2 separate regions of the Homo sapiens genome follow, and region 2 is linked to region 1. A link is an interaction called in ENCODE POLR2A ChIA-PET data of the cell type or tissue named here. Cell type or tissue: A673. All regions are shown on one strand. Region 1 overlaps UBE2O (ubiquitin conjugating enzyme E2 O). Region 2 overlaps SRP68 (signal recognition particle 68).

Region 1 (5,000 bases):
AGGAGACCTCAGAAGTAAAAAATGGCAATATCTTGCTTTTTTTTTTTTTTTTTTTTTTTGGCTCACTGCAACCTCTACCTCCCGGGTTCAAGTGATTCTTGTGCTCAGCCTCCTGAGTAGCTGGGATTACAGGTGCATGCCACCATGCCCAGCTAATTTTTGTAGTTTTAGTAGAGATGGGGTTTCACCATGTTGGCCAGGCTGATCCCAAACCCCTGACCTCAAGTCATCTGCCCGCCTCTGCCTCCCAAAGTGCTGGGATTACAGTCATGAGCCACCACACCTGGTATCTTACCTTTTTAAAAGGAGTCTGTCATCCACCACAATGGTCTAGGGTTCTAGGGTTCTCCCAGCCTCCCTCAGCTGTCTCCTTTCCCTACCTGTCCCTGTGGAGGAGTGCCAGGCAGGAGTGGAAAGAATGTGGCAGGGAAGGATCCATCCAAGTCTAAACTGGGCAACCATTTTGGCTTAGCGTCCAGGAGTTGTGGCACCTGTCCACCGCCAGGTGCTATGACGTCGGCTCTCCCAGAACCTGGAAGGAGCTGAACTGGTCAGTTGTAGGTCTCTGGAGACTACAGCTGCTGGGAGGCTGCTCTAAGCTGGCTCCTGAGGGGCACACCACCGGCCAGGAGGAGGCCAGAGGACTGCTCCAGGACAAGAAGTACAAAAGGCATGCAAGCAGGTCTGGCAGGCAGAGGGCAGTGTGGGCGGGTGGGGGTGCTGTTCACAGTGGCCCCCACCTGGCCAGGAAAGCCAGGACCCACTGCCACATGCCTTCCCTGGCAACAAACAAGGTCTTTCCTTCCCCAGGAAGGGTGTGTGTGAGGGACACAAAGGCAACGGAGCCCAGATGAATGGCAGAGGGAGGTTTAATGGTGTCACCTTGTCTTGCTAATGAGCCAACACAAAAAAAAAAAAAAAAAAAAATGCAAGTAAAAAAAAGTTTAATCACACAGCACTTTATACAGATATCGTAAGCAGTAGGCATTCACATCTCCACATGTACAATGCACTGGGAAGCACAGCCCCACCAGTCACTCCGGGTGTTTCTCAAACAAGATACCGACTCGGTTCCAAATGCCACGGTGTGTGGTCCGGCTCCATCCTCCCGCAGCTCTGCTGGCTGGGCGGTCACAGCACAGCACAGGTGTGGAGCCCACTTAAGGCTGACAAGACGCATCATGCTTTGGCTTTTTTTTTGTCTTTTTTTCTAATAAGAGTTAATATCTTTGCTTTTGAGTTTTTTTTCCAACCTTAAATATTACATACATACACCAAAAATTACATAGCTGCAATGTGCTCAACAGCATCCTCTCGGCCTGGAGCTTCACATTATCAAAAGCTTAGAAAACTTGTAAACCTCTGGGCCTGTCTCTGGGCACTAGGAGAGCCCCCGCCGGCCGTCCCCTTCGGATTGAGCCTGCAGTTTGTAAGCGAAGGGCTGACAGTAGGCCTTCTAGTCCAAGAGAGGGCTGGCTCGCTTGGAGTTCAGTGAGCTGCACGCCTGTCCCAGTGTGACCATGTGATGGGGGAGGGGCCCTAGCACTTGCCCTGGCCTTGTGCAGCTGCTCTTGCCCCCAGCAGCCTCCGACAGAAGAGCAAGGCACCTATAGCTGTTGCTTTCCCTGCAGCTCCCTGGTCCTCAACTCCATGTGCATGTGTGAAGGCCACCACCTCTCCTGGGCGTCACCCGGAACCTAGCCTGGTCCCAACCTCTCTTAGAGAGCAAGTTCAACAGGCCTGAGGGCTATAACGTGGTCGACAGGCCATGTATAGCCGGGAGTCAGTGACAGCAGCTACAACTCCCAAGGGATAGTGTTGACGCTGGAGGACTAGGGAGGACCTGGGTGGTGGTGGCAGCAGGAGGGTCTGGGACACAGGGAGGCTTGAGTTGAACTAAACAGGTTGAAAGGGACCAGGGGAATTGTTGGCGCAACCCACACTTCATGCAAGGCACATGTGCTCTCCTGCGGGTCTGCAGGGAACCGGCCCAGAGAGCCCCGCGGCAGGCCCTGGAACACCCGCCTCTGACCTGAGAAGGGGCAGCAAGGGAGCAAGTGCCGGACATTCTGCTGGGGTGACAAATGGAAAATCGGCAACAGGGTTCCGATTTTCTTTGCCACAGGGGACCCGCCTGTTGAAAGCTCGCTTCAAAATAGAAACGGCAGCATCTCAACACACTTCTTGCACTTCAGCATCAAACTCACCTTGGGGAGAAGAGGGCAGTGGGTTTGCAGTGGGGACAGAGGGGCATGGGAAGAGGGGTGATTCCGGGGGGGAGTGAGCAGGCGGCGGCTGGCCTCTCCCACGGTGATGCTCTTTCCTCTGTGCCTGGCAGCTACTTGTCCTCTGTGCACTCCGGCATGCCTGCCTCTAGCAGGGCAGCCCGGAACTGCGTCAGGACACCCCGGATGCTCTTGATGAAACCCTTGGAAAGTGGGAAGAGGGGGAAGCCGATGTCAGGGTAGCCACTCTTCTCAGGTAAGAAGCTCCGGTAGCTCTTTCTCCGCTTCTTTGGTTTCACACTGGGTGGCACCGATGCGTCTGGTGCGGTCTCCGAAGTCTGGTCTGTGTGGTCCCTGCTAGCTGAGGCCAGGCCCTGGGCACCGCCCTCTGAGTCTGAGCCCTGGGAGGCCTCTCCTGGGGCTGGCCCTCCATCCTCAGGTTCTTGTTGGCCGGAGTCTGACAGCTCGGCTACAGCTGGGGGCTCTGGCGAGCTGCTGGCCTTGGGCACCCCGTTGGGCAGTGCCTGGGCCTTCTCCAGCAGGGCATGGGTTTCCAGCCAGGACTCGATACGGTTCACCAGCCGCCAGCCACCAGTGCTAAAGTGTTGCCTGATCTCCTGCTCAAAGACCTCGGGGGGCCGCCGCACCAGCTGGGTCATGGACTGCACCACGCGGATCAGCGCCATCTCATTGTAACAGCGACTGTTTTCATAGCCTTCCTGCAGGCCTCGGTCACTGTCGAAGCCGGCTTCGTTGTAGTATGGTTCATTTACCAGGATCAGACCTGTGTGGGCGGGACACCTTCCCTCAGTGGGTGAGAGAGGCCCACAATGCAGGCCTACCCTCCACCTGCCAGGGGGACTATCAGAGTCACTTTCCTCCACCGGCCCTCCCTTGTCCGCACCCCCGCTTCAGCCCAACTGTACCTTGGATGGAGATGAGCACCTGGAGAAGGCTGGACTTGCTTGTCCACCTCTCTGTCCCCTGAAACACACAGGGCACCATCAATTCTGTTCCCCAGGCCCCTATCCACCAGTGGCTCTTCCTCCTTCTTGGCTGGGGGCCTGGCCCTATACTCACCTTTCCAATCCAGGTGCCCAGGAGGCTGACACACACCTTCCCATTGTCATACAGGTTGGGGTTCAGGCGGCCACTGCATTGGGAGAGGTAGCAGAAGTGGGGGGGCACGGCTGGGTAGATGTTGGGGAGCTGGATGTCAAACAAGTAGAGGCCATCCTCGTAGGGGGTTCGAGTGGGGCCCTTGATGAGAGCTGAGAAGAGGTCCTAGGTAGGGAGGGAGGGAGGGAGGCCAAGGTTGGCAGGGGTGGAAGGGGGTGTCCTACATGTGGCATCTGCATCTGCACCTGCTCTTTCCCAGGACACTGTGCAGATCACGCAGGAAGAGCAGCACCTGGGACTCCAGATGCCACCAGCAGTGGAGAAGCTAAGGACAAATCTCTCTCTGCAGAACAGCCTGGAATCTTTTTTTTTTGAGACAGGGTCTTGCTGTGTCCCCCAGGCTGGAGTACACTAGTGCAATAATGGCTCACTGCAGCCTCCCAAGTAGCCGGGACTACAGTGTGGGCCACCGTGCCCAGATGATTTTTTTATTTTGTGTACAGACAGGGTTTCACTATGTTGCCTAGGTTGGTCTCGAACTCCTGGGCTCAAGTGATCCGCCTGCCTCGGCCTCCCAAAGTGCTGGGTTTACAGCCCTGAGCCGTCACTGTGCCTGGCCCTTGCCTGGAATCATTGAACCCTGGCTAAGAGAAATACTCGAAGTGAGTTTTTATCTTATCAGGTGTTTTTCCTCATAAATCATTACTTTAAGACTGTATTCCAGCTGGGCGCGGTGGTTCGTGCCTGTAATCCCAGCACTTTGGGAGGCCGAGACGGGTGGATCACTTAAGGTCAGGAGTTCAAGAGCAGTCTGGCCAACGTGGTGAAACCCCGTCTCTACTAAAAATACAAAAATTAGCCAGGCGTGGTGATGCATGCCTGCAGTCCCAGCTACTCGGGAGGCTGAGGTGGGAGAATTGCTTCAACCCGGAGGCGGAGGTTGCAGTGAGCCGAGATTGTGCCATTGAACTCTAGCCTGGGTGACAGTGCGACGCTATCTCAAAAAAAAAAAAAGATTGTATTCCTCAGCCAGACGTGATGGCTCACACCTGTAATCCCAGCACTTTTGGGAGGCCAAGGTGGGAGGACTGCTTGAGGCCAGGAGGTCAAAACCAACCTGGGCAACATAGTGGGACCCTATCTCTACAAAAAATAAAAAATTAGCTGGGCATGGTGGTGCATACCTACAGTCCCAGCTACTCAAAAAGCTTAGATGGGAGGATCACTTGACTCCAGGAGGCTGAGGCTGCAGTGAGCTATGATCACACCACTGCACTCCAGCCTGGGCGACAGAGTGAGACCCTGTCTTTTATTTTTTGGCTTATGTGTTTTTTTGAGATGGAGTATAGCTCTGTCCCCAGGCTGGAGTGCAGTGGTGTGATCTTGGCTCACTGCAACCTCTGCCTCCCAGGTTCAAGCGATTCTCTGCTTCAGTCTCCTCACGCCCGGCTAATTTTTTGTATTTTAATAGAGACGGGGTTTCACCATGTTGGTCAGGCTGGTCTCGAACTCCTGACCTTGTGATCCGCCCACCTTGGCCTCCCAAAGTGCTGGGATTACAGGCGTGAGCCACCACGCCCGGCCAACCCTGTCTTTTAAAAACAAAACAAAACAATTCCTCTAAACACCTGCTCCAACCCTTATCCCCAACAAGGC
Region 2 (5,000 bases), 340 kb before region 1:
TGTGACCCAACTCAAAGATTGTTTCTTTTAGGTACAAGGAAATAATAAAAAAGACTAATCAATACCCACCAAAAAGACAGTTCTCCTAAATATCACACTAAGTTCTTTTCGCCACAGACGTGCTGCACTCAGATATTCCACATGACTACTCTGAGAACAATTTTTAGGACATACAAGGTTGACACGCATGAGACGACAGTCTTTGCACAAGTACTGGGTGTCACCTGTCTGCTACACAGCTAGGGTAAGTGAGAAAGTGATTCACTAACTGAATACCTGCCAAGCCACATTATCGTCCCAAAGAATCTGACCGAGCAGATAGAAATGGACAAAAGGCAGAAAGGGGATGAACCTGTGTGACTGGCAGACCCACTGTGAAATTAAAACATCAACATTCCATTATGGTATTTGACTTCCCATAGAAATTAACACTCAATCTGAAAAAATGTGTTAATATTCAACTGACCTCTAAGAAAGCTCAAACGAAAACCCAGTGCTGCCCACCCCTTTAAGAGATGGTTGGGGGAACAGGGGCTTAAAGAAAAACCCTTTTTCTTCTCTTAAGAAAGCTTTTCTTAAAAGTTCTCTTAAGAATCTATTTCTTCTCTTTTCTTAGTCTCCAGTGTGAAAAAAAAAATCTTCCTTGTAACTTACCCAATACAAATCAAACATACTTTTCCACTTATAAGTTACTTGACTTTCCTGTTGTTCACTAACTTGGGAACGAACTGGGGCTCATTCATGCTATAAATCTAGTAAAGCAAACACGGCCACCATTCACTCCTGGAACCACCAGAGCAGCACCATCCAATAGAACTCTCTGCCACGGGCAATGTCCTCTACGTGCACCGTCCAATGAACACCTGAGCACTCGGAAGTTTTATTAATTTATCTATCTTTTTATTATTTTATGTTTTTGAGACAGAGTCTTGCTCTGCTACCCAGGCTGGAGTATAGTGCCGTGATCTCGTCTCACTGTAACCACCGCCTCCTGGGTTCATGAGATTCTCCTGCCTCAGCCTCCGGAGTAGCTGGGACTACAGGTGCCCGCCACCACGCCTGGCTATTTCACCATGTTGGCCAGGCTGGTCTCGAACTCCTGACCTCAGGTGATCCACCTGTCTTGGCCTCCCAAAGTGCTGGGGTTACAGGCAGGAGCCACAGAGCCTGGCTGGAAGTTTTATTAATTTAAATTTCAATAACCACATGTGTTGAGCGGCTACTGCACTGGACAGTGCAGCACTGGAGCACATGCTTTATAGAATATTGTTGGCCGACCCCAGGTTGGCAAGATTCTTTAGAATCACTTCGTCAACCTTACTGGCCTAATTTTTCAAAGTACAAATCTGTGGAATGGTGCCGCCATATAATACTCAGCAACTGGAATAAGATACATAAGTCTAGAGTGCTTAAAAACTCGAGTAAGACATGTGAATGGCAGGGGGTGGGAGGCAAGGGGAGGGAAAGTATTAGGACAAATACCTAATGCACACAGGGCTTAAAACCTAGATGATGGGCTGGGCGCGGTGGCTCACGCCTGTAATCCCAGCACTTTGGGAGGCTGAGGCGGGCGGATCACGAGCTCAGGAGATCGAGACCATCCTGGCTAACACGATGAAACCCCGTCTCTACTAAAAATACAAAAAATTAGCTGGGCATGGTGGTGGGCACCTGTAGTCCCAGCTACTAGGGAGGCTGAGGCAGGAGAATGGCGTGAACCCGGGAGGCGGAGGTTTCAGTGAGCCGAGATCGCGCCACTGCACTCCAGCCTGGGCGACAGAGCCAGACTCCATCTCAAAAAAAAAAAAAAAAAATCCCTAGATGATGAGTTGATAGGTGCAGCAAACCACCATGGCACATATATACCTATATAACAAACCTGCATGTTCTGCACATGTATCCCAGAACTTAAAAAAAAAAAAAAAAAGACATGTGAATGGACTTGGCACCACTACTTAAGAAACACACATGGCGTCGGACGCGGTGGCTCACGCCTGTAATCCCAGCACTTTGGGAGGCAGATGTGGGCAGATCACTTGAGTCCAGGAGTTTGAGACCAGCCTGGGCAACATGACAAAACCCCATGTCTACAAAAAATGCAAAAAAAATTAGCCAGGTGTGGTGGTGCATGCCTGTGGTCCCAGCTATTCCAGGAGGCAAAGGTGGGAGGACCAACTGAGACCAGGAGGTGGAGGTTGCAGTGAGCTGAGATTGTGCCACTGCACTTTGGCCTGGGTGACAGGGTGAGACCCTGTCTCAAAAAAAAAAAAAAAAAAAAGAAACACACATATACCACAGCCACATTCTCAGCAGAAAGGAAGAGCTACGGCGCCCGTTTTAATTCCATGCAATCCAACAAACATGCCAACACCCTTCTCAGACAAGTGGGGTTAAGTGGTTGGAGCAACCGGCGTTCAAGAAAAGAGCGAACTTCGTCTTACCAGCTACACAGGATTTGCCTCTTTTCCTGTCGGTAGGGTACAGTTCAAGTTTAAAACCTCTTGACTGCCACGTATCACCTCTGCTCCCTTTAACTAAGCCTCTGCATCAAGGTGCTGAAACCAAAAAACCTCCCCACTGCTCCCACAAAGCTCTAAGTTCCCACTGGGAATTTTACAAACATCCTAAAAAGCAATGAAGGAAAAAGTCGATTTGAAGGGCGGGACTTAAGTCAGTTGTGTTTTTCTTACGACGCCCACACTGCAATGACTCAGACCACTAATCTCTGAAGGAGAAGCTCTCATGATTCTCCCTGGGCAGGGCAAAATGTCTCCAAACAGGAAGCCTTCAATATATTTTGCTATTTACACTTTTATTCTATAAATCTATATTCAAGGCTAAGATGATTCCTGAAAGGACAGTGGAATAAGAAACTCCTCTCAACACGCAGAGGCAGGATTCCTGGCCACCTGTACACCGACCTTCTCCGCCAGCCACTGGACCAACCAGAACGTGCTCTTAAACATAAGTGGCAAAACTCCCTGCACAAAAATTGGTGGTCTGACTAGACCTTTTCCCAGGTGTGCCTATGACAGTGAGAAATCTTAAGCCCAGAAGTAATATGTTACTGATTAGTCCAAATGAATCAATCAATCCTAGGTCAGCTTTTACAAAACTTGAAACCTTCAGGATGGGCTTTTCTGCAGTCTCAGGTTCTCTCGTCAGGCTCAGTTTCAAAACTGACTGGTGCGGAGGAAAGCGAGCTGCAGTGTGTCCTGAGGTACAGACCTCCCGCTTTAAAAAGCACATTCTCAGATTGTTTTCACTTGTCTATGGAAATTGCTGGAAGGTGGTAGTATGACTAAGAGACACACAAGGCAAGTCTGACCACATTCCCAACCACACCCCTACTATGGGGACAAGAATCAAACCTTACCCAGCCCAGTGAGGTTTAGGAAAAAAATACATGGAAATCTGGTAAAGAAGGAAACAAATCTCACTTGAGAATATACATGAATATATATAAATATACATTGTTTTTTAAGAAAAAGATAAATGGTCCCTCTTCCACTCAAATATTAAAATATTAACCATAACTTGAGGATAAGAATCACCAAGCCTGAGCTGGGCGCTGTGGCTCACGCCTGTAATCCCAGCACTTTGGGAGGCCGAGGCGGGTGGATTGCCTGAAGTCAGGAGTTCGAGACCTACTAAAAATACAAAAAATTAGTTGGGCATGGTGGTATGCGCCTGTAATCCCAGCTACTTGGGAGGCTGAGGCAGGAGAATCACTTGAACCCGGGACACGGAGGTTGCAGTGAGCTGAGATCACACCATTGCACAACGCGTTAATAAAAACAGGATACAGAACTGTATCTTAGTATAATTCCAGCAAGGGAAAAAAAAACATAAGAACTCTCATGAATATAAAAAACATTAAAAAGAAACAGTGCTTTCCTTTCAGTATGATGTCATATCAATGAAGGCATATAGGAAGTGAGACAATAGGCTGATCTTTTTTTTTTTGAGACAAAGTCTCGCTCTTATCCCCCAGGCTGGAGTGCAATGGCGCAATCTCGGCTCACTGCAACCTCCGCCTCCCGGGTTTAAGTGATTCTCCTGCCTCAGCCTCCCGAGTAGCTGGGATTACAGACGTCTACCACCACACCCGGCTAATTTTTTTTTTGTACTTTTAGTAGAGATGGGGTTTCACCATGTTGGCCAGGCTGGTCTCATTTCGAACTCCTGATCTCAGGTAATCCGCCAGCCTTGGCCTCCCAAAGTGCTGGAATTACAGGCGTGAGCCACCGCACCCGGCCTAGGCTGATCTTTTAAAAATTAAATTAAATTTCAATAGTTTTGGGGGAACAGGTGGTTTCTGGTTACATGGATAAGTTCTTCTATGGTGATTTCTGAGACTCTGGTGCACCTGTCACCCAAGCAGTGTACACGGTACCCAATGTGTAGTCTTTTATCTCTCACTCCCTCCCACCCTTTCCAGGCTGATCTTCTTAAAACATCATGTGGGCCCGGTGCAGTGGCTGATGCCTGTAATTCCAGCACTTTGGGAGGCTGAGGCGGGTGGATCACGAGGGCAGGAGTTTGAGACCATCCTGGCTAACATGGTGAAACCCCGTCTCTACTAAAAATAAAAAAATTAGCCGGGTGTGATGGTGGGTGCCTGTAGTCCCAGCTACTCTGGAGGCTGAGGCAGGAGAATGGCGTGAACCTGGGAGGTGGAGCTTGCAGTGAGCAGAGATTGCACCGCTGCACTCCAGCCTGGGTGACAGAGAGAGACTCTGTCTTTAAAAAAAAAAAAAATGTGTATTTAAACTTTAAGTTATTAACTTTTTTTTCTTCTTTTTTTTTTTTTTTTTTTGGAGACAGAGTTGCACAGTTACCCAGGCTGCAGCATAGTGGTGTGATTTCAGCTCACTGCAGCCTCAAGCTCCCGGGCTCAAGTGATCCTCTTGCCTCAGCCTCCAAGTAGCTGGGACTACAGGTGCACGCCACCACGCCCAGCTAAATTTTTTGGTACTTTTTTTTGTAGAGATGGGGTT

Evidence for each region. ChIA-PET counts read pairs that join two places held together with the same protein. Peaks named below come from ENCODE experiments on the same cell type or tissue, not always from the same donor. Only the 100,000 strongest peaks of a DNase experiment are listed, where the experiment ranks them.
Region 2: POLR2A ChIA-PET joins it to region 1 with 5 read pairs; 5 of 35 experiments call an interaction of 5 or more read pairs at or near these places.

The regions. Positions count from the first base shown.
Region 1 is chr17:76,388,605-76,393,604 of GRCh38, forward strand. It overlaps UBE2O (ubiquitin conjugating enzyme E2 O), which reads right to left. Exons shown (of 18, transcript NM_022066.4): 16 at 3,306-3,509; 17 at 3,152-3,209; 18 at 852-3,009. The coding sequence ends at 2,339. Among named protein-coding and RNA genes, the nearest start is that of SPHK1, 6.5 kb to the left of the region's middle. RefSeq lists a silencer at 2,132-2,306. In A673, no CTCF peak of the experiment used is centred here; no DNase peak of the experiment used is centred here.
Region 2 is chr17:76,051,008-76,056,007 of GRCh38, forward strand. The region is part of intron 8 of SRP68 (signal recognition particle 68); the gene reads right to left. Among named protein-coding and RNA genes, the nearest start is that of SRP68, 19 kb to the right of the region's middle. In A673, no CTCF peak of the experiment used is centred here; a DNase peak (open chromatin) is centred at 2,704; H3K27ac peaks cover 985 bases.